5 separate regions of the Homo sapiens genome follow, and regions 1, 2, 3 and 4 are each linked to region 5. Evidence: read pairs that join two places in POLR2A ChIA-PET (ENCODE). Cell type or tissue: CD4-positive, alpha-beta T cell. All regions are shown on one strand. Each heading gives the region's core, and the rest is flanking DNA. Links, peaks and the distances in the headings are about the cores only. Region 1 overlaps TGFBR1 (transforming growth factor beta receptor 1). Region 2 overlaps TGFBR1 (transforming growth factor beta receptor 1). Region 3 overlaps TGFBR1 (transforming growth factor beta receptor 1). Region 4 overlaps TGFBR1 (transforming growth factor beta receptor 1). Region 5 overlaps COL15A1 (collagen type XV alpha 1 chain).

Region 1 (6,565 bases), core at 2,327-6,326, 78 kb after region 5:
TGTTTTTAAAAATGCACTATTGAGAGCGAACAACAGACTGGATGCCATAATTTTATAGTCAAGTTTGGGACAAGTTTTAAGAAACTGTGTTACAATTCAGAGAAAAGACAGTTGGTGAGCATATTAAGAGATATAGGGAACAGATTTAGATGATCCAATATGCTTATTATCAGAATTCCAGAAAAAGGCATGAAATCATAAAGAAGACAGAATACCAGGCAAAATTAATGAAAAAATATTAATCCAAACACATATAATAAAAAGTATCAATTTCAAGAATAAAAGAATTATATAAGCATTTAACACACATAAACATTGGTTACCTGTAAAAGGTGAAAAAAAAAAACAGGTTCAGATTTTCTGCTTAAATATCAAAGGGCAAATGGAACATTTTTACGATCACCTAAAATTCTTGAAATAGGCCAAGATTTTTCATATACAAAGGCAACAGCCTTCTTGCCACAACTAAGTTCAGTGTACAAGGGTGCATGGACTCTTCCTGAAAGAAATTACTAGAAATAGGATTCTGTATGATAAGAGATTAATCTACTGAAGATCTTAAGAATGGGAAAGATGTGATATGAAAGAAATGGTGGTAAGCAGTAAACCAGTAAGACTCAGGATGAATGTCAAAATAATTGTAATTTTCTGAAACAACCAGAAAATCTTAATTATTAATAGAAGTTACAAGAAAATGATCTGGACTTAAAAGTCCAGGAGGTTAAGATAGTATAAAAAGTATATATATGCAAACTCTGTTAAAAAAAAAAAGTAAAAGATATGTTCTGCCTTTAAAAAATTGGTGGACCTATTGGCCGGGCATGGCTCATGCCTGTAATCCCAGCACTTTGGGAAGCCAAGGTAGGTGGATCACTTGAGGTTAGGGGTTCGAGACCAGCCTGAGCAACATGGTGAAACCCCGTCTCTATTAAGATACAAAAATTAGCCAGGTGTGGTGGCACATGCCTGTAATCCCAGCTACTTGGGAGGCTCAGGCAGGAGAATCGCTTGAACCCGGGAGGCGGAGGTTGCAGTGAGCCAACATCATACCACTGTACTCCAGCCTGGGCAACAAGAGTGAAAATCCATCTCAAAAAAAAAAAAAATTGGTGGAGAGATATATACTGAAATGTGAGTTGTTTAGAAGTGATGAAGATGTATGTGGTTTTTTTTTTCGCTTGTTTTGATATTTTGTTGTTTTTTTTGTTGTTGTTTTTCTTGCTATGAGCATGTACTGGCCTTGGAACAAGAAGACAAGCCAAACATTAAAAAAAATATGATTTTTAAGGAGATGTTAATAGGTATTGTTACAGGTTATTGGTATTAGTGACCTGATGTGATAAGTGGGGAAGGTCCTATGATATTGGCGGCAGTTGGCCTTGTAATGATGGCTGAAGAATACAGGAGTAAGTGGGTGCTGACAGAGCTGGTGTGCATAAAAGGAGGCCTAGTGGGAGAAGACTGATTCACTTGTTCTGGGTTTGAGCCCTGTAAACTGCTGTAATGAGGCTCTTTGGCTAAGTGGTGGCAGTGGCCAGCTGCAGGAATTGTGTAGGATTGGGAAAATGGGGGTTGCCACCTACAGTGTTTTTGTCGTTGTTGATGTTTATTTCACTCGAGGCCCTTTTTCAGTAAAGTCATCACCTGGCCTTGGTCCTGTGGAACTGGCAGCTGTCATTGCTGGACCAGTGTGCTTCGTCTGCATCTCACTCATGTTGATGGTCTATATCTGCCACAACCGCACTGTCATTCACCATCGAGTGCCAAATGAAGAGGACCCTTCATTAGATCGCCCTTTTATTTCAGAGGGTACTACGTTGAAAGACTTAATTTATGATATGACAACGTCAGGTTCTGGCTCAGGTAACATAATTGTTTCTCCTTTTTCCTAAGACATCTTTTTAAAATTAAGCGATACTTATTTTATTAGTTTTCTAATAAGCCAACTTGCTAGAATGTGAGATAGTATAAATAATATTGCAGGTTTGAACCTAATAAAAATCTTTAAGCTTGATGTATATATGACTGTGGCTGGTTTAAAATAGATTGGAACTTAACTTTAACTGTTAAAGCGAATCAATAAGTCAGCTCCATGGTGGTATAAATTTCAAAGCGTTCTCACTTGTATAATCTAATTTGCTTTTCATCACTGTGAGGTAGAAAGGATAAGAACAATTATTCTCATATAGATGAAGCTGAAGGTCAAAGATATTCACATGATCTGCAGCTAACCCATTCTATTCAGGATTGTTTAGCAGCTTGATGTTTACATTTGAAAACAGGCATGACAGAAATGTATTCAGAATTGTGAAGGTTATTTACTTTTTAAACATTATATGAAATTGTCTTTCGTATAGGCCTGGTTTTTTAAAATTAAACTAATGAACTCTTATGTCATTTTCTCACTTGAGAAAAATGTCTAACCACCTTCTTATTTAATGTAGTTTTGGCCCCTAATGACGTTTTCTTTTCTCAGTTCTATTTGTTGATATTTGTGGCATCAGAAGTAGATGAGCTAATTGTCAGAGTCATCCCAAGGTGGATTTTGGCATAGCAGTGCTTCATGTTTAAACTGAAAGGGGGTTATCTTTTACTTTTTCTTGCATGTGGTTTGGAAAAATATTAAGAGAGGAACACTCCTATCCCCTGTGTTTTTAGAATTTGACACTTGGTGAAGAATAAATAGATCTAGGTTTCAAGGCAAGCTTTGTCATTGATTGGCTGTATAACCTTGGTTAGAACATGTTTCCTCTTTGGGCTTCTGTTTCCTCATCAAAAATATGGAACCCATACTGTTGATAAAAACACTTCAAGTGGTTTGTTAAGACTTTTAAATGAGATGTACTATCCTTTGAAAAGTATGAGTCATCTTCAAATAAGGGCTAAATTCATGAATAAAGTGAAAATTTGTAAAGCGTATATAATGAAAATTTCACTAATTTTGGTGAAAGCCCATCTCTATTAAAAATGCAAAAAAATTAGCCGGGCGTAGTGGCATGCGCCTGTAGTCCCAGCTACTCGGGAGGCCGAGACAGGAGAATCACCTGAACCTGGGGGGTGGAGGTTGCAGTTAGCTGAGATCGCACCACTGCACTCCAGCCTGGGAAACAGACTCCATCTAAAAAAAAAAAAAAAAAAAAATTTTCACTAATTTTATAATTGAGTGATATTAAAGGAATGTTAAAGCAGAAGTTGTGACTGGGTAAGAATATAATTCTGAAGCATAAAATCACATCTAATGTTGCAGAAAGCTCATATAATGACAAATGTCTATTTATTTTAAGGAAATGAATATATATTGGTATGTATGCATATCCATTCATTTAAGAATGAAGAAACTGATTTTATTACCTGAATTATTCTTCTATAGAATTTGGCCATATGTATTCAATAAGAGAGCTCTCTCCTTGACTACTAGGACACACACAGGCTCGCACTGGAGCTCACGTCCCAGAAGGCAAGCTTAGGGATTCCTGAAACAGTTGTGCAAGGAAGACAATGAGAGTTTGGACTTAGATGAAGCAGTCTTAGTACTGAAGGTGTGATAGTCTTTAGGCAGGCCTGGTGGACAGAGGTTATTTTAGAGCTTTCCTGGGACTTCCCATTTATTCTCAGTTCAGATCTTCAAAAAGATTTTGCTCATTCTGGAAGTCATCCTGCTCAAAACTGTGATAATCAAGGACCAGAGTCACAGAAAATCAGGATGGCTACAGATATTTGGAATTAATCCCTCAAACCTGTTCTCTTGTTTCTAAACTTATACTCCGGAAAGACACAGCACTCATGCCACTTGCCACAGTGGAATAAGCCCACCTAACTGATTAAAGGAATTGGTGGGTGGGTGGCAGTTGATTACTGGATAAGAATATCTTCATTAACCTTTTAAGATATAAACATGAGAAACAATGGAATAATTCTGTTTCCATTATATATATATATATATATATATATATATATATATATATATATATATATATTTCTAGATCCATGAGGGACCATAGCTCTCTGTTCTCTGAAAGCTTCTCTCCCTCCTTTGATGCCTTACCCTGCAAAAACTTGTCTGCATTGCTTGCTAGCTCTGTGGCTTTGGGCAGTTAACCAATGTCTCATGCTTGAGTTATTTCATCTTTAAAATGAAAGTGATGGATTCTGTGCACATCATTGGATTGTTGTGAGTTCAAGCAAGACAAAATGTTTGCATGAAAGCACTTGGTAAATTGTAGAGTTATGTCCAAATGACAAGTGTTACTCTTATTGAAAACATACTTGGAGGAAAAATCTAACATACAGTATCAGTTGACCACATTGTACAAAACTTAGTTTAAGGCCTCCTTTGCCTGTCATAGTTCATTGTGTACTGAATTCCCTCCAAACCTATCCAGGCAGAAGCCATCTTCTGGTGAATAATAGCAGAAAATGCCATCTGTTTCCCTTCTATTCATTATAAATCCTTAATGCCACCTTAGGCATGAGACTAGTGCCTGTGAATAAGTAAACTGTGTGTTTGTAATACTCTGTTTTTAGTTCTTTCATTAATTGAGGAAAAGGTATAAGCATTTCACATTCTGAATTCATATGTTTATTACTTAGTACCGTGACCATAATTAAGGAAAGGCCCTGTCTCTACCTCTAAAGACTGTGCTTTTAACTTGGGAACTTCAGGGAATACAATGAAGAGCTGGGTTCTGGCAGCTGTACGCCAAGTGTGTGAGTGTGCACATGTGCATATGTGCCAGCTTTTGTAAGTGAGTCTTCTAGGCCAGTGTTTGTTATGGCGTGTGCAGCTTATGAGCTCTTGTAATATATGCATGTTGTTCGGGTCTTATTTCCTGTTCACTGCATGTAAAGCTGTGGAGTCCCTGTTTCCCTTTTGAAGTTTTCTCTCAAACAGTTCTAAAGGTACAGAAGAGTAGAGCAGAGAATATAGAGATCTAAATTAGGCCTATTCAGTTTTGTCTTTAGAAGAAAATTGTTACTTTTTTTTTTTTTTTTTTTGGAGACGGAGTTTCACTCTGTTGCCCAGGCTGGAGTGCAGTGGTGGGATCTCAGCTCTCTGCAGCCTTCACCTCCCGGGTTCAAGCAATTCTCCTGCCTCAGCCTCCTGAGTAGCTGGGATTACAGGTGTGCACCACCATGCCCAGCTAATTTTTGTATATTTATTAGAGACCAGGTTTCACCATGTTGGCCAGGCTGATCTTGAACTCCTGATCTCTAGTGATCCAACCACGTCGGCCTCCTAAAGTGCTGGGATTAGAGGTGTGAGTCACTGTGCCTGGCCAATTGTTAACTTTTTAAAAATGCTCAACTATTCATGTGAAGTAATCCAATATAGATAATACAGTGGATCAAGATTTGCTTTTTAATTTTAATTGACATCTAGAATCCAGTGATAAAGGGGAAGACAAAACCTTTCCTCGTCCTGTTGGCCTTTCTTGACCATACCATTTACACAAGTCCTGAACCTGTCAGGTGTTTTCAGAATTTGTGTTTGTGATTCCTTTTTCTTTTTTATTACTTGTCTTTGCAATTTCCAGATTAGTCTCCTGAAATTAACTCTTAAGTGTACTTTTAAGTCTGTGGTGTGGCCCTCTACAAGGCTTTCATAAAATGTAATAAATTAGTATCTACACTAAACAACATAATTAGAATTGATTATACATAGTGCGAAAGAGCTCTATGATTTAAATAAGGATTTCTGACAGATCTGTTTCTAACTAGCAGCCTCCTTATAAACACAAACAGTTATTTATAGTTATACTGCTAACTACTTTACAGGAGGTGGGGAGGGTAGAGCAAGAGGAAGAAAGGACCCGTTTGAGAAACTTAAGAAGAAGAGCTTCTGATCGCTTTAAAGATTTAACGTTTGGATTTATAAGCATTTCACATCAGGGAACCAAAGAGAGCAGATAATTTCATTTACTGTCATTGGGTTAATTTGATCTAGTAAGCAGCTTTGAGTATAGATTATAAATGACACCAATTTATATGTACATAGATTGTATAAATAAGATATGAGTGAGGAACATGATGTACACTGGCATTTTCTTTGTTAGTGTCAATGTAATTTAAAATGACACTTACCGGATGGTGGATAGGATATTAAGTGATGGTCTCACATATAGTGCCACTTAAATGTTGCAGGTAAGTTAGTAAACCCTTTTAAATGAAGTAAGTATGGCAATACTTAAAAATACATATTTTGGAGAAAGCCAAGTTCCATTAGTGGAAAAACAGTGCTCCATTACCAAGGTAAGTTACTTAGCCTTGTTCTTCAAGATACTAGTGTTGTCTATGTAGCCAGTTGTCAGCAAGTAAATTGCTTTCCTTGAAATAGTTTCTGTGGTGATTTTTACTGACTTATCAAAAAGCCAGAATTTACTTCTGTGTTTCTGCGTTCACATCCTTTTTTCCTCCCATCAGTGAAACTGTTACGAGATTCATCTTTCTAAAATAAGATTTTAAAATTATCTTGCTTCCAGCCATGGCCCTTTTTCTCAGAAATCTTTAAAGGTTCCTCTTTTACCTAAAGCTCTTCATTGGTTATTTTGAGCTTGGTATTCAGTAC
Region 2 (4,370 bases), core at 371-4,370, 83 kb after region 5:
GCATTCCTAAAATCTCTTAATGTTTTATAAAATATAAAAGAGCTATTTTAAAAAGCCATGTACTTTGTTGGTTTAGTTTAGGGCAGTTAGTTATTGAGAGTACTCATGATATAGAAAAGATATATAAACTTGCTCAAAATTTTGAGAATAGGGCTCAGATAGCTGTTTCCTTTTAATCTCTTCCTGACCAGTAGGATGTTTCAATATGGACTATTGACCTTATTAATGGGGAGAGTAAAAATAACTTGTCAGTGTTCTGAGTTGCCAAGGGCTAAATAGATGAATCTTCTGGCAAACTCAAAGAGATAAATTGTTTCTTCAACCACCCTGGTAACTGTACGGACACTTTTCTGCCTATCATGCTGGTGCCTGAGGCCCAGTGTCAGGTCAGATGCTGAAGAAGGAAGGAAGCCTGTCAGCAGGGAGTCAGAATGAGTGGGGACTGCAAGCAGTGACCTTAGACTGTGCTGCTGCCACTTTCTTAGCTTCCGTTAATACCTTTATGCCCATGATTCCTACTTTTTTTTTTTTTGAGATGGAATCTCGCTCTGTAGCCAGGCTGGAGTACAGTGGTGCAATCTCGGCTCACTGCAGCTTCTGCCTCCTGGGTTCAAGTGGTTCTCCTGCCTCAGCTTCTCGAGTAGCTGGGACTACAGGCGTGCACCACCATGCCCAGCTAATGTTTGTATTTTTAGTAGAGATGGGGTTTCACCATGTTGGCCAGGTTGGCCTCCATCTCTTGACCTCGTGATCCACCCACCTCACCCTCCCAAAGTGCTGGGATTACAGGCATGAGCCACTGTGCCCAGCCCCCACGATTCCTATTTTTACTGCCTCTGTCAGAGACTTGTGTTTCAGCTCCACTCTTGTCATCCCTACCCCTGAATCAAATGTATTTCCCAGCTTTCCTATTTAAAAAAAAAAAAAAATGCTGTCATTATCTCTTAGCTTGGCCAGACCTGTAGTCATCTTTTTCCTTCTCCCACCTTCCATTTACTTCAGCAATATTTATTTATTCAAATATTAACAGTGTTTAACCTCAGTTGGTAATTATGGGTGATTTTTATTATTTTTCTTTTAGCTTCTCTGGGTTTTCAAATTTATTTACAAGCATGTACTGCTTTTTTTTGTTATTGACTTTTATTTGTAGAAAATTTCCAATATGTAGAAAAGCAGAGTAGTTACAGTGATCCCTCATCGTCCAGCTTCAACAGTTGTCAGGTCACTGCCAATCATAATTGATGTCTGATCCCACCTACTCTGCCCTAACTGTGTTATTTGAAGCTGGTCCCAGACAATATGTTTTCATCTGTAAACACTTATAAAATGTAATTTGTATCTTCAAATGATGAGGAAATGTTTTTATGAAACAACCACACTACCATTGTCAGTTTTTTAAATGTTATCAAATATCCAGTTAGGTTCAATTCTATAATTGTCTCCTATTAAAAAAATTATTTATTCAAATTATGATTCTAAGTCCACAAGTTATATTTAGTTGATATTTCTCTTATGTGTCTTAAAATTTAGGTCCCCCCTTCATCTTTTTTCTCCTCTCGCAGCTTATTTGTTGAAGAAATTGGATTGTTTATCCTGAAGGGCCTATCACATTCTGGATTTTGCTGATTGCATTTCCATAGTGTCTCTTAACTTGTTCTTCTATCTTTTCTGAAAACTGGTAGTTAGATTTAGAAGCTAAACCTAATTGGAGTTTTATTGGTTTTCTCAAAATACATACTAAGGATATTATATACATCCTATTGCATCATATGTGGAGGTGTATAGTGTTTGATTAAGACGGGGCAGTGAGGTATATGATGAATGTAGGTAGCGATTATCAGTGGCACCTGACAATGTAATACCTCTTAAGTTAAAAACAAAACAGGCCGGGCACAGTGGCTCACGCCTGTAATCCCAGCACTTTGGGAAGCCAAGGTGGGTGGATCACGAGGTCAAGAGTTCAAGACCAGCCTGGCTGGCCAAGATGATGAAACCCCATCTCTACTAAAAATACAAAAAAATTAGCCAGGCATGATGGCAGGTGCCTATAATCCCAGCTACTTGGGAAGCTAAGGCAGAGAATTGCTTGAACCTGGGAGGTGGAGGTTGCAGTCAGAGCTGAGATCGCACCACTGCACTCCAGCCTGGGCGACACAGGGAGACTCTGTCTCAAAAAAAAAACAACAACAAAACAAAACAAAACAAAAAATAGTAATCAGTCTGACCAAATCCTTAGTTCTCATTTTCGTTTCTGCCTTTATCACCATTTATTTCCTCCCCCAACTCTTAAAACAACCTTTTCTTTATTTACTGTGTTTGATGACCCTAGACTTTCCTTGTTCCTTCTTACTTCTTCATAGTTGTCTTTGTTTTCTCAACTCTTACTCTTCTCACTGGTTCATATGAAGGTACTGATTTTATAAGTGGTAATTTCTTCCTTAAGAACATAGCCACATTCATGGTTTCAAACTCTACCATGTTGGCAACTCTCAAATCTCCATTTGAAAGCTTAAACCTCACCCAGGGTCTGGATTTTGTCACATTCCAAGTTACAAACACAGCAGCACAAAATGTTGGTGAGTCTGTGCCCTGAACTTCTAACCAGGCTGATGCTGTCATCTGGTGGTCACCATGGGAACTAGCTGACCCTACTGGCTCTTCCCTACTCCCCTTCTTTCTTCTTTGTCAGGGGTTAATGTACTTTCTCTGAGCCTAGCCCCTCCACCTCAGTTCCTTTATCTTCTCCTGATTTAGTTAATTCCACCCCCGGCAGCCCTTTATATTTATGGCCCCTTACATATAACCTTCCTTCTATCTTGTCCATAACCTGTGGTTTCCCTTTCTTCCATCTGCCTGTCTTCCACTTTGTTTCTTGTATTTGTGAGCTTTTCAAAATTCAGTAATGGTTAAGAGGCATGCAAATAAGCTAGTGATGTGCCTATATCAAGGAAAAGCAAGGGTGCGAGTTTGGTCAGAATCAGTTTATAAAGTTCATGAAGAACAAATTAATACTAAGTCCTTTTAAATGTACCCAGAAATCTCCTCCAGAATCTTCTGAAAAGTTTCTATTCCTTTCTTAATCTCTTCTAATCAGAGTTGGTTTTCTTCTTCAACCAAATACCTTCAAAATAGAAGCTGTTTCATGTCAATATGGATTTTTTCTTTTGGTTTACAACCAGCAGGGAAAGAAAGAGCACAGTTTATGTACTTCTTACCTAAAGAATCTAGCATTCCGTTTTTTAAATCTTAACAGTCTTACAAAGTAAGACTTTATTCTTGTATAAAAGGAGAAACAGGCTCCTTGTCAGTAACAGGCAGGCCGTGGATTCCAACCAGGTTAGAATGACTCTAAGCGTCCATCTTTTACTGGATTGTGCTGTCTCCTAATGTTGTAATGCTTTTTTTCTTCATGGCTTAATTAAGCATGTGGTTTTCCAGCTACTTCTAGGTTAAATTAGATTGTCGTGGACCAGTCTAGCTTAGGAGCCTAGCTAGTGTCTTTACCATTATTCCTATGAGAAAACATGTTTTAAACTCGTGTTTTGGCTTACAGAGGAAATTTTGGAACCCACGTTCCTCGTTGTTTGAGTTTAGTCCCAGCTTTTCCAGTTTTGCTCCTGACATTTCAGTTCCTATTTCAGCTTCCCCATGTGTTAGAGGTATCACTATTTCTGTTTTTCTAAGCTAGCAACCTTGGAATCATAATCATCTTGTCTTGCGTCTTTGTGAACTGTGTACACAATCTGTCACTAAAGCTTGTCATTTCTTGTTGAAACTCACTTTCAGTTTTGTCCCATACTCTTCCATTCCCACTGTGGCCACACTGGTCTCCGGAGACTTCTCACCTCCTTGCTTCCCTCTCTGTTCCTTCCTTTTTTTTAACCTTCTCTCCTTCCAGGAACAGCCACTGAGCACCCAACCCGACCCAGAGATTTTTCTAGGCACTTAAGAGTGCCAGCTCTGATACCAATTATCTGTGAAGACTCAAAAAAGTCACCATCTTTGTCTCTTAAATGGGATTAATTATACTTGCCTTATCTCAAGAAGAGGGGCTTACTCTGAGGAACTAAAGGATGTGTACATAAAAGTATAAAACAAACAATGTAGAAGAAAATGTGAAGGAAATACAGACTTAAGGTGGCATTATATTGCAGTGTGTGACTCAGGATTGAGAGTAAAAAGTAATAACCATTGAACAAATAAATCATAAATGGTCTGCAGCCCAACCGAAATGTTAATTCTGTTTTACAGACAATGGTACTTGGACTCAGCTCTGGTTGGTGTCAGATTATCATGAGCATGGATCCCTTTTTGATTACTTAAACAGATACACAGTTACTGTGGAAGGAATGATAAAACTTGCTCTGTCC
Region 3 (6,565 bases), core at 768-4,767, 62 kb after region 5:
AATGCAAATATAGAAATAATACAAAAGCTCCTTCCTTTTGGTGGGCTTTTCTGTCCTTGCTTGGTTCAATTCAGCTGTGTTCTTCTAGGAGACTGCAACCACAATTTAACTGCTTTGCTTTGGTATTTTGTTTGACAAGGGAGATGAATGTTTCAGATGAGACGGAGTCTCACTGTTGTCACCCAGGCTGGAATGCAGTGGCGCGATCTTGGCTCACTGCAACCTCTGCCTCCTGGGTTCAAGTGATTCTCCTGTCTCAGCCTCCCGTGTAGCTGGGATTACAGGCATCTGCCACCACGCCTGGCTATTTTTTTTTTTTTTTTTGTATTTTTAGTAGAGATGGGGTTTCACCGTGTTGGCCAGGCTGGTGTCGAATTCCTGACCTCAGGTGATCTGCCTGCCTCGGCCTCCCAAAGTATTGGGATTACAGCGTGAGCCACCGTGCCCGGCCTTCAATTTTTTGCTTTAAGTTAGAATCCTGTTTGCTTACTTTTTCTGACCCAAATGTTTTAAAAATGTTTTCCTGTGTTTTCATTTAAAAGATTGGTTTTACCTCTCACATTGAGATGTATCTGGAGTTGGTTATTTATTATGGTATGAGATTTTTATTATTTTTAAAATACGGATATCTGGTTGACTCAGAACCATTTATTGGTAAAACCTTTTTTCCCCCAGTGTACAATCACCTTCATCATAAATCAAGAGGTTGTATATGTGAGGGTCTGTTTCTCTGTAATCTCTGTTCTGTTTGCCCATTTGTCCTTGTGCCATTACCATACTGTCTTAATTATTATGATGTTAGGAGTCTTGATATCGAGTAGTGTTAAGTCTTTCAAAGATTGCTTTGGTTATTCTTGCGATGTTGTTTTTCCATATAAATTTCAGAATCAACTTGTCAGTTCCCACTGAATAAAAAAACCCTGTGGGGATTCTGATTTGATTTTATTGAATCTACAGATCACTTTATGGAATATTGACCTCTTTACAGTATTGAATCTTCCAGTTAGGAACTTGTCACTTTTCTCCATTTATAAATACATTTTAAAATTTTATTTTATCTCCTTTGTAATTTCTATCAATAAGTAATATTTTTTAAGCTTTCTCTGCAGAGGTCTTTACCTGTCTTTTGTTAGGTTTATTCCTAGTTTTTAGATTTTTAAAAAACGTTTTCTATTTATTACTGGTTTAAGAATGATTTTTTAATTTAATTTTTTTTGGTATAGTGAGTAACCTTATATTAGTGACCTTGCTAGATTGACTAATTGATTCTAATAGTTGATCTGTAGGTCACTTTTGGATTTTCCATGTACATAGTTGTCCTCTGCAAGTAATGATAGTTCTGTGTCTTTCCAGTCTATCTTCCTTTTGTTTATTTCTGACTTACTACACTCAGACTTCTAATACAATGTTGAGAAGTAGTGATGGATATCTCTTTCTTATTTGTGATTTCAAGGGAAAATGACAGTCATGCAACATTAAATGTAATGCCTACTTTTATGCCTTTTATTTAATCTGATTATTTCAGAATTTTTTTTAAATTCTGCAATTTACTGAAATTTTTAAATATCATGAATAGCTGTTGAATTTTATCAGTTTACTAAGATTTTTAAAAATCATGAATAGCTGTTGAATTTTATCAGTTTTTTTGTTTTTGTTTACATCACCTAAACTGCCAAACTCCCTTACTGTTTTCTTTCTTTTTTTTTTTTTTTTTTTTGAGACAGGATCTCACTCTGTTGCCCAGGATGGAGTGCTGTGGCCTGATCATGGCTCACTGCAGCCTCAAACTCCTGGGGCTCAAGTGATCCTTGTGCCCCAGCCTCCCAAATAGCTGGGACTACAGGTGCGTGCCACCACACCTGGCTCAAACTTTTATTTTGGCATCTTTTGTACAATGTTTTTGTATATCCTCTACCTAAAATGACTTTCCTTTCTTCACTAGCTTTCCTTAAGTCTTAGTTTAGGTGTCATATTTCAGAGAAATCTCCCTTTTCTGTCCTCTGATCTGTGCACTTTGCATCATCATTTATCAGTGGTGTGTTCTCTGCATTGTGAATCTGAGGGCAGGAATCTCAATCCTAATTATCTCTATCCTCCTAAAGGTTTTTTCTTTCTTCCTACACAGGTTACATTCACTGTTGTGTTCTGAGAAAAGGTGTTCAGGCCTTGCTTTCTGCTTCTAAAATTACTAACTGCCCAGGACCATCAGTTCATTTCTTCAACTGTGGCTCCAACAGATCTTTCGCTGTTTGCTGGCCCAGGTATTGCTCTCCTCTGCCCCGAGTCAATGGCAGCTGGGAGTGGTTACCACTTCCTTCTCTTACCACAGTTCCTTCTCTACCACAGTTCTGTTTTGTATGTCATTCCCCTAGCCCAGGATGATCAGCCACTTTCATTTACGTTCATTATTACACCTTATTATCTGTGCAACCAAGCCAGTCTCTCCTACAGCCACTCGTGCTTTCCAAAGGGAAAGGTTGAAATTTTCGGTTTTGTCCTACGTGAGGGGTTGTGGGGAGTAGGGGTGGAAATCACTGTAGATTATCAAGTAATCCTTTTTTTCTTTGTGTACTTTTGGAATAAATCTAGATTATGTTGATGTAACTGTTAGGACATTTCTGTTTCTTCATCTCTAAAGGAGCTGGGATCTGATATTTCTGTTCATATTCCTTCCAGCATGAACATTTTATGGCTAATTAGATATTAACTTATTTATTAGGGATATTACATATACACACTGGGTGTGTCCCTACACTGTTAATTTGGGTTGGAACTGAAAATATACTTTCTGTGTGTGCCTACTGCTACTGTAGTGAAGTTCTTGAGCCAGGTCTGTTCAGTCATATTGTTGAAAAACTGTATGAATATTTATGAAGGAGAAAGAGCTGATAGGTACCATGAACATTCACTGTTGTATATGCATATGGTTTATATTGTGTTCTGTGTCAGTATTGCCTACCAGAGCTGTCTCAACATTAGCTCTGATTCTCTGTCTAGCATCTAGACCAGAGACTGGCACGTAATAGGAGCTCCAAAGAAATACTTGTTGAAAAAGTGCATAAACTAATTTTTGAACATTTTATTATGTGCTGGGCACTGTGCTAAGTATTCTATGTATGTTATTTCATTAACCCTCAAACCTTCTGAGATTGGTACTGTTTGTTAGTATGTTATAAATTTAGGAAGTAAGTTGAAGAAATTTAGGTTCAAATAAGTTAAGTGACTTCCTCAGGATTACTCAGTGCCTGACTGGCAAAGATAGGATTTTAACTTAAGTTTTTCTGTCTCTGAGTTCCATCAACTTAACTACCATATCCTTATAATACCTACCCACTAGTCAAATTAAAATCTAATAAGAAACTGTGTAAAAGCATACTTAGATTGAGAGGAAATAAGAAATTTGGTTATTGTTTTAGCACTCACCTTTAGACATAGAAGTTTCTCCATTTCTTTTCAGGGCCTGGGGTAAGGCAAAGTGTGCACATCTGCTCTGTATATTAAAATATCCCCTCAACTCATTGAAGTGGAACAAAAACAAGGTCACTTGACAGGACTGTAATTGTAATCACACTATACAGCTTTACTTCCTGCCCTTTAGTAGTAGGACCATTCCCTTGTCCTTAAACATGCTTCTAAAATACCAGTTTTAATGGCTATATAGTCTTTCATTTATGATTGTATAAGGATTCATTCTGTCATTGTATTGTCATTCACATAGGTTGTTTTCAATCATAAAATACTGTAATGAACATCTGCAAGTTTAGATTTTTGCTCTCACCTATTGTTTCCTCAGACAACTGTAAGTAGTAGAATTGATGGATTAAAAGATACTTTTTAAAGGCTCTGACTCTTCTAAAATGTGTTGTTAAACTCCTCAGATCTGCTAACCAGATCTTTATGCTGTACTTGTGTGATTTATTTCGAATCTAAGTGAAAGCCTTTGTATTAGTTACCCTGTTAAATCCCATCTTGCCATTTGGGCAGCCTATTCTTAGTGTGTTTTCTCTGATATCAGTTAACATTATATTGGCTAATTCCATAGAAACTAGGAGACTGGAAAATGAAGATAATGTGGAAAAACAAGAGCTTGTGAATTTGGGAGTGCCCTGTTCTTTTAAGATGTGATGTGGGTTAAATGATAAACAATGCATCTTAAATTCTTTAAAAGTGGCAGAAGTAAATGGAATTTATCTGGAAAAAAATCAGGCGTTTATTCTGATGCCCTAAATTCAGGGGTGAAATATTATCTGGACTAGAGGAAAATTTTATGTACATTATATGGTGTTCTCTATTTTGACAAGCTTACTTTGATATTACTGCTGCAAGGTAGCCCCAGGAGGGTTGAATTGAGAAGAACTGAGTATTTTGAGGAACAAAACCTAGGATAGTAGGCTGGAGGGAATTGGAGGTCAGGGTTTTAGCCATGTATACAGAGATAAGCAACATATTTAATAAAAAGAAAAGGAGAATCTATATAGTATGCTTTACTCCAAAGCTGGATGAGGGAGAAAAGAGGACACGTCTCCTTGAGAAGGGGGCATGTGTTGAGAATGGAGAAAAGGGGTAAGGCAGATTACTCAGAAGAACTGGGGTAGAAGAATAGGTTGGATGATAAAAGGGGCTGACATTAGTCCCTGAAAGTTTTTTTTAAATAACTTCCAACTTTTGCCTTCACCTTTGCCAGCAGTGATGTGATCTGCTTTCAGCTGTAGTGAAGCAAACTGCATAAAGGACATTGTGCATGTTAGGTCTTTTACTTGCCTGTTGGTACATGTTTGTAATATTTGGAAATACTCTCACTGCGAAGAAAAGTATAGTTGTGCTGTAGTGGGTAGGGTGAGGAAAATAAGGGTCATCACCAGCAAAGTCAGAGTGATGAAAAAACTGGATTACAACACTCTGCTTGACTTTGCATAGATAAGTAAGCCAAGCAGAGTGTTTCCTGGATGTAGTTAAAATACAAGCTTGGAGCACAGGTAAAAGGCCAAGAGGCTTGGAGATGTACATCTGAGATGTACCAAAGGGCCAAGTGCAAAGTAAGTTTGGGAAGTTTAGTGTCATATAAAAACTAATAAAGAAAGGGTGGTACTCTGTCTCATATCCTGAAACGTTTTGAAAAGAATATTGAATTTGACCAGAAGGGCATTGCTAGTGAATTTCAAAGAGAGATTTCAGTTGAGCTCTGAACTGGAGGAAGATGGGTGATAGAAGGCTGGAGAGGGCCAGTAACAAGGGTTGAAAAAGGAAAGAGTATTCAAGCGTATGCATAAAAAGACTACGGGTAGGTTGTGTAGATGATGACACACTAAGCCTGGGAAGACAAGGTTTCGGTGCTAATTTTTATTTCTTTAACAAGGGTGATAGAAATATCTGTTCCATATATTAATACTATACACAACTGTTTACCTCTCAGCTTTTCTAGCAAGACATATGGGCTTGTGAATTAACCCTGGGTAGCCCTGGCATTAGATAGAATTAATAGTGCTTCCATATGTGACCTCGAGACGTACTGAAATGAGGCAACCAAGGAAATCCTTTATATTGGGACCAAGAGCCAAGATCTCAACTTGGGATATGTTACCCCGAGAGTTGTTACCCCGATACTATAATACCATGAATAATAACCCCAAGGGTCCTGTTGTCTCTTTTTCCTCATGTCACTTCCTTTGGTACTAACTGTCACCATGCTAACATCTGCAAACTTTGAAAATTCTGATTTATTCTGCAATATTTGGAAATTTCACTGCTAGTAATTGTATTTCCTGGCATGGTTCTGATATAATTTTCTGTGTACACAGTAGCTTTTCCTTTTAGTGCTGAATCACACTGAAATCCTTGTTTAACCTAAGTTATAGTTGCAAGGGAGCTATCAAGACAAATAATTACAGTGATGGTGAAGTGAATACAAGTCAAACATCCCAATCTGAAATTCAAAACCTTTTGAGCACACCAACATGATGCCACAAGTGGAAAATTCTGCACATAAGTACTTAACATGACCTTTGTTTCATGCTCAAAATTATTTCAAATATTATATTAAATTACCTTCAGACTATATATATAAAGCATATATGAAACATGAATGAATTTTATACTTAGACTTGGGTCCCATTCCCAAGATGTCTCATTATGTATATGCAAATATTCCAAAATCTGAAAAAAATCCCAAATCCAAAACACTTCTGGTCCTGAGCATTTTGCATGAGGGATACTCAACTTGTAATCTTTTCTATGTATAGCCAAGTTTGCACATACATAGGTTACAACAACCCATCATGTCTTAACCTTTCAGTCTGGAGGCTGGAGTTTTCTTTTTACTTTGATTGTAAATTGTATTCAGATTTTAGAAATGTAAAGCTTAGAGAAATGTGCATCTCAAGATTAAGAAAGCTATGCCCACTGTTAAAGACTGGGGCATGGAAACAAAGTTGGACAGTGTAGTAGAAAGGTCCTAAACAGGGGATTTGGTTCTTATTTTTGCTATCAAGCAGAAGAGTCAAAACTGTAGGAGTCTAAACCAAATCAGGTCCACCTGGGAGTCTTTAAAGTTCAGGGTTACTTAGCA
Region 4 (6,565 bases), core at 1,832-5,831, 55 kb after region 5:
TAGGCCTATAGTAGTTTGGAAGATGGTCTTGAGTAAGTACAGTTAATTGAATTGGGGTGTAGTTAGAAGGCTTTGGTTTAGAATATTAGATGATCCGCTTTGTTGTTGAAATTAAGAGAGGAATTGACATAAAAATAATCAAGAGGAAGATAAATCTTGTTCCTGTGAGGAGGGCCGCTCATGTAGGGAAGACCCCTGTCAAAAGGTTCTAGGCCTTAGTTGAGCAGTTACAGGGACTCAACACCATTCTTGTAGTGTCATTTTATTGCACCAAATATGTTCATGTGTAATAAATGGAATTTTGAAAATGCCATTATCCTATGGATGGCCCTTCTGATGTGAGAACGTGTCTCTTCAAACCACAGAGCCCCTTGCAAATGTCGACACACCTCTTGCCTTTTGCAGTTCTTCCTTGGTCATGGCTTACGTAACACAGAGTTCTCTGAACAGATGGACTGTGGTTTGATATCATGTGATTGGGTCACATCTTTGCTTCCTGCTTTTGGAATTGAGGGCAGATGCTGGCATATTTCTCAGGGATTTTTTAATGCTTTGTCCCATAGAACTAGCTTGAGGAAAAGTTTTGGAGTCTTCTCAGAATTTATGGTCAGTTTTGACCCAGCCTAACTCCAATACTTAGGATTACATTTAATGCCATTCTTAGCTGAATTTTCTCAATGTCAAATCCAGGCAGTCTCCATAAACATTAAAATTGTTTACCACTCTGAATTAGATCCAATTTTATGTGTTTTGTTTGCTTTCCAGGTAAGTTTCTTATGGCTACCCTTCTTCATCATGAAGAAAATTGGTTGGTAGACTTGTAATTATTCATCTCAGACATCACTTTCTTAAATACTAGTGGACTAAGTTCAGTTGGTTTTATGGTCCAATTTTATAGATCAGATCAAGTCTTTTATAAAGCTGCTCCCTCAAAGAACAATTTCTAATCTAACTTAAAAAAAATTGACTTGCAAAGTATACACACAGGTTGCTTTGAAATTTCTTGAAGGGTTGCAAGAATATGCTACATATTCTATCTGTCTTGTCTCGTTTAATTCTCTCTTCTCTCTTTTTTTTTCTTTGACCATGGCTAATACGGCATCATTTAGTTCTCATAACCAACCTTGAATGGTAGTTGTATAGAGTACCAAAACTTCTTACTTATTTGCTGCTTAATTTCCAAACTCTTAAGCCCATTTGTTCCCAGATACAGGTGACCAGTGCTCAGAAGATAACTGTAGGTTTTGATAACATCGGCTCTACCCCAAGATTCTTTTCAACTCTAAACATTATCCAAAGGTGTTAGTATTTTTTCATCGTCTAATCGTAAATATATATATAAAAGAAAGACACTGCTTTGAATGGCACAGATGTAGACTAACAGTAGTTCAGCCACTGAGACTCAAATGATTTTGTATTACCATAAACCCCATCTGCCTGGGCAGGCAGAATTGACACAATTTTGCTCAGATTGGAACCTAGTTCATATCTATGAAAGAAGACCCTCTTTGTTTCCATTTTATAGACCAGGAAACTGAAGTTATGCTGTTAATGAAAGGTGGAGCCTTCAGTTAAGCACTCCAGGGTATGTACTCTTTTCCTATACAAATGCTCCTCTACTTATGATGGGGTCACGTACGTCCATGCTCCTTTCATATAGAGTAAATACATTGTTAGAGCCACTTCAGCAGGAAAGTTTCCTTTCCCTTTTTTGCAAACCATGAGAATTTGCTTCAGATTGCCTTGATTACAGTTTTACTATTTCTTTGCAACTGCAGGCCATTCAGATACTAACAGTCTTTCTTTAACATTATATTTTTAGGTAATTTGAATCTTCCTGACGAGTCCAGTGATAGTTGATCACTTACTATTTGTATTGATTTATACATATATTCATAGCAAATTCTTTTCTTCTAAAAGTTACATAAGCACAGGACTGAAAATTTGTATTAGAGAAAGGAAAAAAACCATCACCAGCCATTATTAACATTTGGCATATCCTGCACCCATGCTTTTTTTTTTTTTTTTTTTTTTTTTTTTTTGAGTATAAAAAACCATTCTTGGGCTGGGCACAGTAGCTCACACCTGTAATCCCAGCACTTTGGGAGGCCGAAGTGGGCGAATCACGAGGTCAGGAGTTCGAGACCAGCCTGGCCAACATGATGAAACCCTGTCTCTACTAAAAATAACAAAAAATTAGCTGGACGTAGTGGCAGGCACCTGTAATCCCAGCTGCTTGGGAGGCTGAGGCAGGAGAATCACTTGAACTCAGGAGGTGGAGTTTGCAGTGAGCCGAGATTGCGCCACTGCACTCCAGCCCGGGCGACAGAGTGAAACTCCATCTCAACAAAAACAAACAAACAAAAAAACAGCAACAAACCATTCTTTAATCATTCTATTTCAGCAGTTTATGAAAGCTAATAAAAGTGTTTAAATTGACAAACAGCTTCAGTTTACAGAGGAAAGAGCTTCAGTTTACAGAGGAAATAGCTCATCTATTCTTAGCAAATATTTAGTAGTGATCAACATGATGAGAAATATAGGAAAAGTAAGAGGCAGTCTTGCTTTTGAAAAAATTGATGCTGAGGAAATATGACTACAGACTCAGTACTAGCAACCACAGGGACTGCTTTACAGAGGAGGTAGGACTTGATCTCTCTGCCTTGCAGGAGGATAGGGCTTTGAGTGGATGTGTGGTGGAAAGGAGGCACTTCTTGGCTGGAGAGGATGGCATGTGTGGAGAAAGAGCATTCTAAGTTTCAGGATTTCTAAGAGGAGAAATGGAAGTTCATGGTGTAAAGGGTGGGCTCAGAGAATTATGGGCCTTGAAAATCAGGAGAGTGGTTTTAATGTGGAAAAAGAATGTCTAATTGTGCCGCAGAGGGAATGGATCAGGGTGGCTACCCAGTTGGTTTGATGGCATTGAGAACGGGGTGAAATGGTGACTGTATGACATTTGAAACAAAGAAATCAGAGGAATTAGTAGTAGGGCCTGTGTGTGGCTGTTCCCTTGCTTGTGTGCTCTTCCCTCACATACCTGCATGGCTTCCTCCCTCACCTCCTGCAAGTCTTTGCTCAGATGACACCTTTTTCTCAGTGAGGCTTATCCTGCCACCTTTTAAAATATTGTCATCATCCTACAGTGCTTTCCTTCTCTGTAACAATACCTTCTAACATACTGTATTTATTTACTTATCATATGTACTTATTTACTGTTTATTGTCTCCTTCCTATCATTCTATGCTTTGTGAAAGTGGATGTCTTCGTTTTGTTCACTAATGTATCTCAAGTGTATGGAAAGTGCCTGGTGCATCCTAGGCACTCAGTAAATATTTGTTGAGTGGCAGTAGGTCTTAGCTGTAAAGAGGTGGAGTACAGAAATTCAGAGTGACTCCATGAAAGAAAAAAGAATGACTCCAAGCTTTTTTAGGCTGGATAATGCCTTTAACTTAATGAGTAATTTGGCACGAGGATTAAGGGGAGACGAATTCTGGTTTAAGCATGTTGAGTTTGAGGTGAAGGTAGCCAAATAAAATTGCTCAGTAGTCAGCAAAGATTAAAAAAAAATGGAACCTAGTTGGAAATGGGAGAGCACCTTAAGCAAAGAAATGGCTACTAGCATCTAGCATTCACCTCATATTCTCTCTCTCTCTCTCTGTCTTTCTCTTTTGGGGGTAGGAGGATTCTAGTGTCCTAAAACGCTACCTTAAATGGAGTTTTTATTTAGACCCTGAAGTCCTAGCTTGTATCTGGAGTCCTGGTCCGTTTGCTGGGATATGGTTCTTTCCTGTTTTGCAGGTTCATGCTATTTTTCCCCCACCTCTCTTAGTAAAGATGTATATATTCAGAATTACTTGTGATCTTCTGGTTGTATTGAAATTAACCTTCAGACAGTGCTGCTTTCTCTGCAGTAATGCGTTTGATCTTTTGGGAGTGTGGTTCTTGGCTGAGATAAAAGAGAGGAAGTTTCCTGCTTGCGGCCTAGGCCTCAGGTCATGGTTGCTGATGTTACAGGTGTCAGCTTTACTATCTCCTGGAGCTCCCTGATGGCTATCCTTTTAAATGCTTTTCCTGTTGTTTTTCTCAATGAACCAAACACTGGTGCAGTTGTATCCCTAGACCATCTCTCTTTTTCTATTTGGATTGATCTAACTTAAGTTTTTCTTTCAGTTTTGAAGGCAGATTAAATTCATGTGACTTGGTTGTCAGAAATTTAATGAAATATTTGTTTATAGGAGTAGTATATAAGCACCAACATATCTGGCTGTAATTAGAGTCTAATCAGTGTATCTGTGACTCACTTTTCAAAAGAGGATAGTTCCTAATTTACCTGATCGTTGTGAAGATAGTGTACAGTAGTATTTACACTTAGTACATAGCCTGACACCAGTAGGTGTTCAATAAAGGGGAATTATTATATATTTAAATAAGTGAAAGAATGTCTTCTGAAAGAAGAAATACATGTCTGTGTAATGAAGAACTAGAATTAATTGGTAGACTGAAAGGCAGAATTCAGCTCAATGTAAGGAATGACTCTCTACCATAGCTGTCAAAATGGAACATTGTAAGGTAGTATGTTCCCTGTCACCCTGGAACTATTCAGGCAGAGGCTAGATAACCTTCTGTCTGAGAAATTGTAGAAGGAATTTCTTACATTAGGTAGGAGGTCGGACTTGTTTATCTCTAAGCTCTGTTTCTCCTCTAAAATTCTGTACTTTTGGGCATAATCCAAGCTTCCTTGCTTACTGGTTTTAGCCAAATATAGTCTAAATATCCCTAGGATTCATGGCTTCAAGATGAGCAGTATCTTGTTGCTCCTGTATTATACGAGAAAAGTTAGTTTATCCATTGATTGGCTTTTATTTTGGTCATTTTCCAAAAAAGGATTTTGGAAGCTTGAAATAATAGCAAATTCAGTAAGACCAAATCTACTGACCACAAAAGATAAGAATCAGTAAGTCAAAAAGGGAAAGAAAAAGAGAACAATTATCCGTAAGTTTAGCTGAGGAAAGCTTTAGAAGTTGAACACAATACTTAGCTCTGAGTTTTCTGGTAACCAAGGCAAGTAAGGAAGACTGATAATTTGCATAGATCTCATTGCCTATCGAGAATTCATGAGGAGACTGCCACCTTCCTTAATAAAGTGGAGCCCCAAATGCCAAGATTGTCATACAGGGAGAATCTCCAAGTGGTAAGGGGTTATTGCTGGATCTGGCAATAATCTGATTCTTGTTCTGAGGCTTCCCCTTTAACACGTATTGAGGGTTCAATTTAGTGCTGCTGCCTCCATCTTTCTTCTCCAGTTTAAGTCTCTGATCCAAGTATGAACACATTAGTCTTTCCCTAATGCCAATGGAACAGCTGATGTAAGGCTAGGACATTTAAATCAAGCTTTGCTAAAAGCTGGAGGATAATGAATAGAGAGCAACATGAAACTATTTAGTCTGGCTTACAAAGACATTTTTCTCATGCCCTTATCTTTTGGTGTGTCTCCATTTGATACACTTCATCAGAGTACTGCTACCAAAGGCAGAGCCAGACATTTACCTTCAAACAGGTGCAAGTCAGTAAGATCCAGAGTGTCTTTGCTTGGGTTTCTTGTTTGAAGAACTGCTTCATTTCTGAGTAATGGACGTTCGGAATGATTACTTTAGGAGAGACCACACTTATCTGAGAGTGTGGCCCTACTGTACTGGTCTCACAGTAATCCCAGTATTCATGGAAAAGATAGGCACGTACATTAGCATGAGGGCATTCTGTGGTTAGAAGCATTCTGATTTCATTGGGAAAAACAAGCTTCTCTCTGTTCTTGAGCAGAAGCTTTTATAGAAGTCTTTGTACATGGGCCATTGAAAAATAAAGTGAACAATTCGGGTTTATCACTCATGATTTGTAAGGATTCACTTTTCCTTTTTTCTGCAGTTGCTGTACTACTTCAGGTCTGTTCCAGTGTTTCCTTGTTCTCACCACCAAGACTGAACCTCCTTATTTTTGTTCATTTGCTTCAGGAAAACCATTCCATCTAGATTTCCTAGGTGTAAACCTCACTGATTACATAATAGTGTATATTTATAGTTCTAGGACACCTTCTTCAGGCATCCTGTTACATTTCTACATTATAAGATTCTTAAATATGCATTGAATTACAAATAGGTCCCCAGGGAAAAGGCAAAAACGAATGGCTTTTTCTGCGAGAAACTAGGACTAATATAGATATTTGGGAGCACTGAACATGGAGGATAGAGTTAAACTTGAAAAGACATACAGAGATAGAAAAGCAGCAACTGCCCTTTCATTTGTATGCAAGCACACGATATATGTATGGGTTTTTTATTTTTTGCTTGATGTATTCATTTCCAAATCAAACTATAATGTGCTCTAATTGGGTCTCTTTGTTCAGCACGTGGTTGTTGATTTGAGTACTTTCTCCAGTTGAAAAACTGACATTTTAATTTTGTTATTCAATGTGTGATAGATTTAAATAAAAACACCCAAGATTGTGTATTGTAGATTTCCTTCAACAATAATTATATATAATTATTTTATCAAAATAAACAAGTTAAAG
Region 5 (6,565 bases), core at 1,406-5,405:
ATTTGTGGCACTGACCAAGCCAGGGTTAGCCGCAGCCTCTGCTGCACTCACGGGATGCGCTGCTGGAACCTCAGTGAGAGCACATATTTCATCTTGCCTTGCGTTACTGTGAGCTCTGTCTGTCTCCCAGTAGACTGAGCTTTTCAAGGTTGAGAATGTGTCTGAAGCATCTACCTCTGCCCTCTTTATGATTTTACACTTGCTGATCTCTCAGGAGGGCTTTGTTTGAGTGGACTTTGCTAAATGAGCTTAGTTTGAAAACCTGTCTCAGAAAGGTTTTATATAGAAAGAAGGTGATTTTCCATTTTTTTTTAACATGTATGTGTTTGGTGGCAGGTGTTAAAGGAGAGAAAGGATCCTGGGGTCTTCCTGGCTCAAAGGGAGAAAAAGGCGACCAGGGAGCCCAGGGACCACCAGGTATTCCAGCTCTTGTTCTCAATCTTGCCTTTGATTTTTTGCTCCTGAGAACAAATGCGACTGAGAAATGTGACCTAGCCAGAGGGTAAGACTAATGACATTCCACCCTGACCACAGGCTCCACTGGTTTCTAGTGAAAACCAAGCATGGGCCTGGCATGTCCAATAGGGAACATTGTCAAGAGAGACCAGAAAATCCAATCATTCATCTTTTATATGCAAAACAATGTCCAAAGAAGGCCAGGGACCTACCTGGGATCCCACAGTGTCTGGGTTGATGGGCCCACAGTAGCTAGCACCTGTTTCTGCTTCCAAGCAGACTCTGTTAGCCAACCCAGTGCAGGCTCACATCCACTAAGATGTAACTGTGGTTGCCAACTTAGAGACTTTTATTTTAAAATTTCTGAAATTACAATCGTGAATTTTACGAAGCATTTCTTTTTCAGGTCCTCCACTTGATCTAGCTTACCTGAGACACTTTCTGAACAACTTGAAGGTGAGTATTTCTCTACCAATATTTGGCCTGTGTTTTTCAGGTTTTGGTTTATGTCAGAGACTGAGTTCATCCCACTCTTACTGAAATATTCCTGTGTTCTCTGCTTCCAGGGGGAGAATGGAGACAAGGGGTTCAAAGGTGAAAAAGGAGAAAAAGGAGACATTAATGGCAGCTTCCTTATGTCTGGGCCTCCAGGCCTGCCCGGAAATCCAGGCCCGGCTGTGAGTAGAGACCCCTCCAAGTCATCTACCCCAAAGACTTACAGCTTTCCCGGAAGCCCCCAATGGGACTAGGCAGTTAGGGCTAGTCATTGTACTATAAGCTGGAGGCAGAGCTTGGGGATTAGCCAGCTCTTTCCCCATCCTTGTTGATTGATGGGCAGGTTGGCTGAGGTCCCTGGAGAGAAGGTAGCTGGTCAAGGCCACATGAAGGTAGGTAACTTCCAGGCCATTAGTCACACTGCCTTATTCATGACATTGGTGGAAAATTCACTCCACACAAAGAATGATTAATGGTGAATGCATCAGATAACAGAAGCAGAATGGAAGGTAAGGAGATATTTTTAGAGGAGCTGTTTGATTCTTCTGAAATTTTATCAAAGGAGCTCCTAGATAGGTGTGGTTTTCCTAGGATGAGAGATTTTTCCAGGTGAAAGGAGAGAAAGTCAAGCTGTGCCCCCAACAAGAATATGACTAGATCATTGACCTTTGGTCCCAGAGCTCACTGTGAGGGTAGAACCAGCAAAGCCAGAGATCAGAGTTCTGCCTCTAGCTCTGCATCTAATTTGCTTCATGATCTTGGGCAAGTCCTTTCACTTCTCTGGGCTTCAGTGTCTCCATCTGTGAAATGCAAAGGCTAGACTAGATGATCTCCAAGGTCCCTTCTGCCTCCAGGAGTCTCTGGGGTTCTCTGTAGAATCATTCAACATAATGACTGGGCTGCCATCTTGGAGGCCTTACCCCACCTTGAATTGTGCCCAAGATTGAGGATAGTAATAACAATAGCTGGTGTTTATTGATTTCTTTTAAATATTCTCATAAAAGGACTAGATGGGACTTCGAGTGATGAATGATGCTTTCTCTCTGTTATTGTGTGCTTGCCTTGACAGGGCCAAAAAGGGGAGACAGTCGTTGGGCCCCAAGGACCCCCAGGTGCTCCTGGTCTGCCTGGGCCACCTGGCTTTGGAAGACCTGGTGATCCTGGGCCACCGGGGCCCCCGGGGCCACCAGGACCTCCAGCTATCCTGGGAGCAGGTTAGTGCCGTAAACAGTGCCCTTGTTCATGCTGTCCCTACCATTGTGTTCAAGGTCACAGCATCTGGGTGGCTTGTCACAGCTGCACTGCCTAACAGAGGGCTTTCCTGGATACCGCCTTCTTTCTTTTTTTTTTAATTGAGATACAATTTGCACATCATAAAATTCACCCACCTAAAGTGTCTAATCCAGTAGTTTTTAATATATTCATGAAGTTATGCAGTCATCACCACTGTCTAATTCTAGACCATTTTCATCACACCAAAAAGAAATTTCATACCAATTAGCAGTTGTTCTCTTTTCTCTCTTTCCCTCTCCTCCACCAGATCTGGGCAACCATGAATCTACTTCTGTCTCCAGATTTGCCTATTCTGGACATTTCATATAAATGGAATCATATAATATATGGCCCTTTGAGTCTGGCTTCTTTCACTTAACACAGTGTTTTCAAGGTTCACCCATGTTGCAGCACGGAGTTCATTCCTTACTGTGGCCAAATAATATTGCATTGTATAGGATATACATTTTGTTTATTCATTAATCTGTTCATGGACATTTGGGTTGTTTCTACTTTTTGGCTATTATGAATAATGCTACTATGAACTTTCGTGTACAAGTTTTTATGTGAACATGTTTTCCGTTCTCTTCAGTATATACGTAGGAGAAATTGCTGGGTCATATGGTAACTCTATGTTTAACTTTTTGAGGAACTGCCAGACTGTTTTCCGAAGGAGTCACAACATTTCTCATTCCCATCAGCAGTGGCAGTGTATGAGGGGGTTCCAATTTCTCCTCCCATATTATGGTATCCTCATTGTATCTTTTTGATTATAGCCATCCTACTTGGTATGAAGTGATATCTCACTGTGGTTTTGGTTTGCATTTCCCTAATGACTAATGATGTTGAGCATCTTTTCACATGTGAGTGGAAACTTCCTGGCTGCTTTGTCAATGCCTTAGGGGCGTGAGAACCTGTCTTAATGACCAGCAGTGACTGGAACTCTGTATATAAAAATCTATTCATCCTTTAGAGCCTCACCTCCTCATATGCAAAACTGGCAAAATTAAAGAAAATCTCTATGTAATGAGCATGTATCAGATGCCAGGCATTTTGCTAATCACTTTGCTATGGTATTTTATTGAAACCTCACAACAACACTTTAAAAAAAGCATTAACATCCCCATTGTACAGGTAAGGAAAGTGAGGCCCAGAGACATTTAGGAACCTTTCCAAGGTCACACAGCTAATAAGTGACACCAACAGGATTCAGACCCAGAGCAGTGTAGCTCCAAAGCCTGTGTTATTTCTACTATGTCCATTGGAGGAGACAATAATAGCAGCAATAATAGCATGAAGGCATACTTTTTTGTTGTTTGGCTTGGCAGGAGCCAGGTATGGTGGAAGCATACCTGGAAAGAGACCTACAGAGTCCTTGGCATAAGGAGAGCTTTACACAGGAGGTGACTTTGGGGCTGGGGCTTTGACTTAGCCTTGGATCTTTTGGCTGCAAGTGATAGAAACGTAACTCAAAGTAGCTCAAGCAAAGGGGAAATGTACTGGGTGTGAAGGAGGGAGTGAACAGTCAACTTGTGGGAGAGGTAGATAAACAGCTGGACCTCAGGAACAGCCAGAGCCAGGGACTCAACCCCTGCAAGGATTCTCTGGCCATCTCTTGTCTCGGCTTCTCTCTGCATGCAGTTTCACGCTTCCTCACCACAAACCACATCCTCTGCACAGCGGGAAATATGGTTACTGACAACTTACAGCTTCCACTGTCAGCTAGAAATCTTGAACTTCTTTTACTATTTTAGTTTGAAAAGTCCTGGGATGGGGAAGTCCTAGAGAAGGGTCCTGATGGGCCTGACTTGGGTGAGGTACCCAATCTTGGACAAATCACCTATGACCAGGAGGTCGGATCACATGAGAACATGGTAGCTCTTTCTGGAACCAAATGGTTGTAGAGGTGAAGGGAAGGTCCCAAGAGAAGGAGATGAGGACACTGGTCCTACAAAGGAAGAAGGTGCCGAGTGTATGGAACCACAGGTGCCCACACAGCCATGAGGGAGGAGTAGGACTACAGGAGGTGGAGGCATATTACAGGGTGAGTGCAAGGTGGAGAAAAACTGTTGTCCACAGCAACACTACATTAGGGCTGCCGGGATGCCTTGCTGCATTGAGCAAGGATTGCTTCTCACATAATGTATAGCAATTCAGTTTACAAAACACTTTCATGGCCATTATCCCATGTAGTCTTCACAGCAACCCTGGGAGGAAGATAAAACAGATATTATTATAAAATTCATCTCACGGATGAAGACACTGAAGCTCACAGAGGTGAAGAGACTTACTTGAGGTCACAAATTCTATTAGGAGGCATGGCTGGGATCCAAATCCGAGTCCACTGGCCCTCTATCCACTAGACATTTGCCACCTGTGTGTGGGTGTTCAAGTCCTATGTTGGAACTGAACATTTGCTTGCAACGACCTGAAGGACTGTATAATTTTACTGGGGCTTGTAAAAACACCCTTAATTCTGCCAAGAGCTTGGCAGATTTGGAGGAGTTGTCGGGGGTAGGGTGAGCAGAGGATGAGAGAGGTAGAAGAACAGCCAAAGGAATAGTTGTAATTATACTACTTTATGTTTGCCTAAAGTAAGGGCTTTTCAGTTGAGGAATCATAGACTCCTAGAGAGTTCAAGGATATACCTCCAGGATTTGTCATCCCAGTAATATTTTTTTATAGAATTATGTGTGCATTTCTCTGGGAAAGAGGGCACTAACCTTGATCTGATTTTTAAGGGCACTGTGACTCTTCAAAAGCTAAGAGCTCCTGGCCGGATGAATGCTGTACATGTACAATTTTCAAAGCACTCAGTTCTCACCGCAGCCCAGGGAAGAAGAAATGCCTATTTTACATTTTGCAGATGAGGAAACAGCTTTGGAGAGCTTGCTGTTTCCTCGAGATCACACAGCTAGGAATGGACAAACTTAAGGACTTGAGTCCATGTCTCTGGCCCCAAGGCCAGGGCTACTGTCACTGCACCACCCTGGTCTCCTCCCACTCCCTAGAGCCTTCTCTTCCTCTTTCTGAGCCTGCTTCCTCTGTTCAGTGTCACATGCTTGTCTCTTGGGTGAAATAAGTTATATGAGTCAGGACATTTTTGAATGCAAGTGACAAAATATTCAACTTAAGCTGGCTTTTATAAAACAACCACAAAAGGAATTGATTCACTTATGAAACGGAAAAGCACTAGCCATGGCTTCATCCAGGGTAACAATCAAGAATCCCAGCTCTTCCCTGAACCAGTCAATGTGGCCTAAGTCACACGCTGGGGGCACAGCACCCAAGATACAGGTGGAAGTTGGGATGCTTTGTGGCGCTGTGAATGGGGTTGAACACACTTCTCTCCGGGAGTCAGCTGATACCTCAGACATTTTTCAGAGTGTGGTTTTTGTGTAACTTCTCTTTTCTGTTTTGTCTTAGCTGTGGCCCTTCCAGGTCCCCCTGGCCCTCCAGGACAGCCAGGGCTTCCCGGATCCAGAAACCTGGTCAGTATTATCATCAGTGTGTAGTCATCATTCCATTTGGGATAGATATACTTAAAACTCTGCCTACGATCTCCTGTGTCTGACATCCCTTGGGGATCAGGCCTTCATGATAGTAGGCTTGGTGCAATTCCATAAATAGTAGAAGGGATTTGTTATCTATTTGGATGACTTATTAAGTAAAAAGACGTGAAAAAACAAAATCATGTATATGTAAGTTCCACCATTCGAATCCTTAATTGACTAAGTTATAACAAGAACCAATCATATTACTTATATATTTTTATATATATATATATATATATATTTTTTTTTTGCTGGATGAGGGGTGGACGGGGTCTCACTCTGTCACCCAAACTGGAGTACAGTGGTGAGATCACGGCTCACTGCAGCCTCAACCTCCCTGAGCTCAGGTAATCCTCTCATCTCAGCCTCCAGAGTAGCTGGGACTACAGATGCACACTACCACACCTGGCTAATTTTTTTTTTTTTTTTTTTGTAGAGACAGGGTTTTTGTTACATTGCCCAGGCTGGCCTTGAACTCATGGGCCACCAAGGTGATTCTCCCACCTTGGCCTCCCAAAGTGCTGGGAGTACAGACACGAGCCACCACGCCTGGCCACCAATAATAGTATTTCAAAAAGCATAAACCTGCTCGGGTGCGGTGGCTCACTCCTGTAATCCCAGCACTTTGAGAGGCTGAAGCAGGAGAATCACTTGAGTCTAGGAGTTCAAGACTAGCCTGGGCAACATAGTGAGATCCTGCCTCTACAGAAAAATGTAAAAATTAACTGGGTGTGGTGGTGCATATCTGTAGTCCCAGCTACTTGAGAAGCTAAGGATCACTTGAGCCT

The links. Peaks named below come from ENCODE experiments on the same cell type or tissue, not always from the same donor. Only the 100,000 strongest peaks of a DNase experiment are listed, where the experiment ranks them.
Region 1: POLR2A ChIA-PET joins it to region 5 with 27 read pairs; 11 of 35 experiments call an interaction of 5 or more read pairs at or near these places.
Region 2: POLR2A ChIA-PET joins it to region 5 with 10 read pairs; 10 of 35 experiments call an interaction of 5 or more read pairs at or near these places.
Region 3: POLR2A ChIA-PET joins it to region 5 with 13 read pairs; 16 of 35 experiments call an interaction of 5 or more read pairs at or near these places.
Region 4: POLR2A ChIA-PET joins it to region 5 with 22 read pairs; 16 of 35 experiments call an interaction of 5 or more read pairs at or near these places.

The regions. Positions count from the first base shown.
Region 1 is chr9:99,130,877-99,137,441 of GRCh38, forward strand. It overlaps TGFBR1 (transforming growth factor beta receptor 1), which reads left to right. Exons shown (of 9, transcript NM_004612.4): 3 at 1,633-1,863. Among named protein-coding and RNA genes, the nearest start is that of TGFBR1, 29 kb to the left of the region's middle. RefSeq lists an enhancer at 6,398-6,527. In CD4-positive, alpha-beta T cell, for the core only: no CTCF peak of the experiment used is centred there; DNase peaks (open chromatin) are centred at 4,095 and 4,825; H3K27ac peaks cover 802 bases.
Region 2 is chr9:99,138,285-99,142,654 of GRCh38, forward strand. It overlaps TGFBR1 (transforming growth factor beta receptor 1), which reads left to right. Exons shown (of 9, transcript NM_004612.4): 5 at 4,252-4,370. Among named protein-coding and RNA genes, the nearest start is that of TGFBR1, 35 kb to the left of the region's middle. In CD4-positive, alpha-beta T cell, for the core only: CTCF peaks have their summits at 2,622 (motif pointing left) and 2,822; a DNase peak (open chromatin) is centred at 2,607.
Region 3 is chr9:99,116,947-99,123,511 of GRCh38, forward strand. All of the region lies in intron 1 of TGFBR1 (transforming growth factor beta receptor 1), which reads left to right. Among named protein-coding and RNA genes, the nearest start is that of TGFBR1, 15 kb to the left of the region's middle. In CD4-positive, alpha-beta T cell, for the core only: no CTCF peak of the experiment used is centred there; a DNase peak (open chromatin) is centred at 2,325; H3K4me3 peaks cover 736 bases.
Region 4 is chr9:99,109,284-99,115,848 of GRCh38, forward strand. All of the region lies in intron 1 of TGFBR1 (transforming growth factor beta receptor 1), which reads left to right. Among named protein-coding and RNA genes, the nearest start is that of TGFBR1, 7.5 kb to the left of the region's middle. In CD4-positive, alpha-beta T cell, for the core only: no CTCF peak of the experiment used is centred there; a DNase peak (open chromatin) is centred at 3,958; H3K4me3 peaks cover 523 bases.
Region 5 is chr9:99,054,240-99,060,804 of GRCh38, forward strand. COL15A1 (collagen type XV alpha 1 chain) reads left to right here. Exons shown (of 42, transcript NM_001855.5): 32 at 337-417; 33 at 863-912; 34 at 1,023-1,133; 35 at 2,021-2,165; 36 at 5,650-5,714. Among named protein-coding and RNA genes, the nearest start is that of TGFBR1, 48 kb to the right of the region's middle. In CD4-positive, alpha-beta T cell, for the core only: no CTCF peak of the experiment used is centred there; DNase peaks (open chromatin) are centred at 3,092, 3,892 and 5,242; H3K4me3 peaks cover 1,839 bases; H3K27ac peaks cover 672 bases.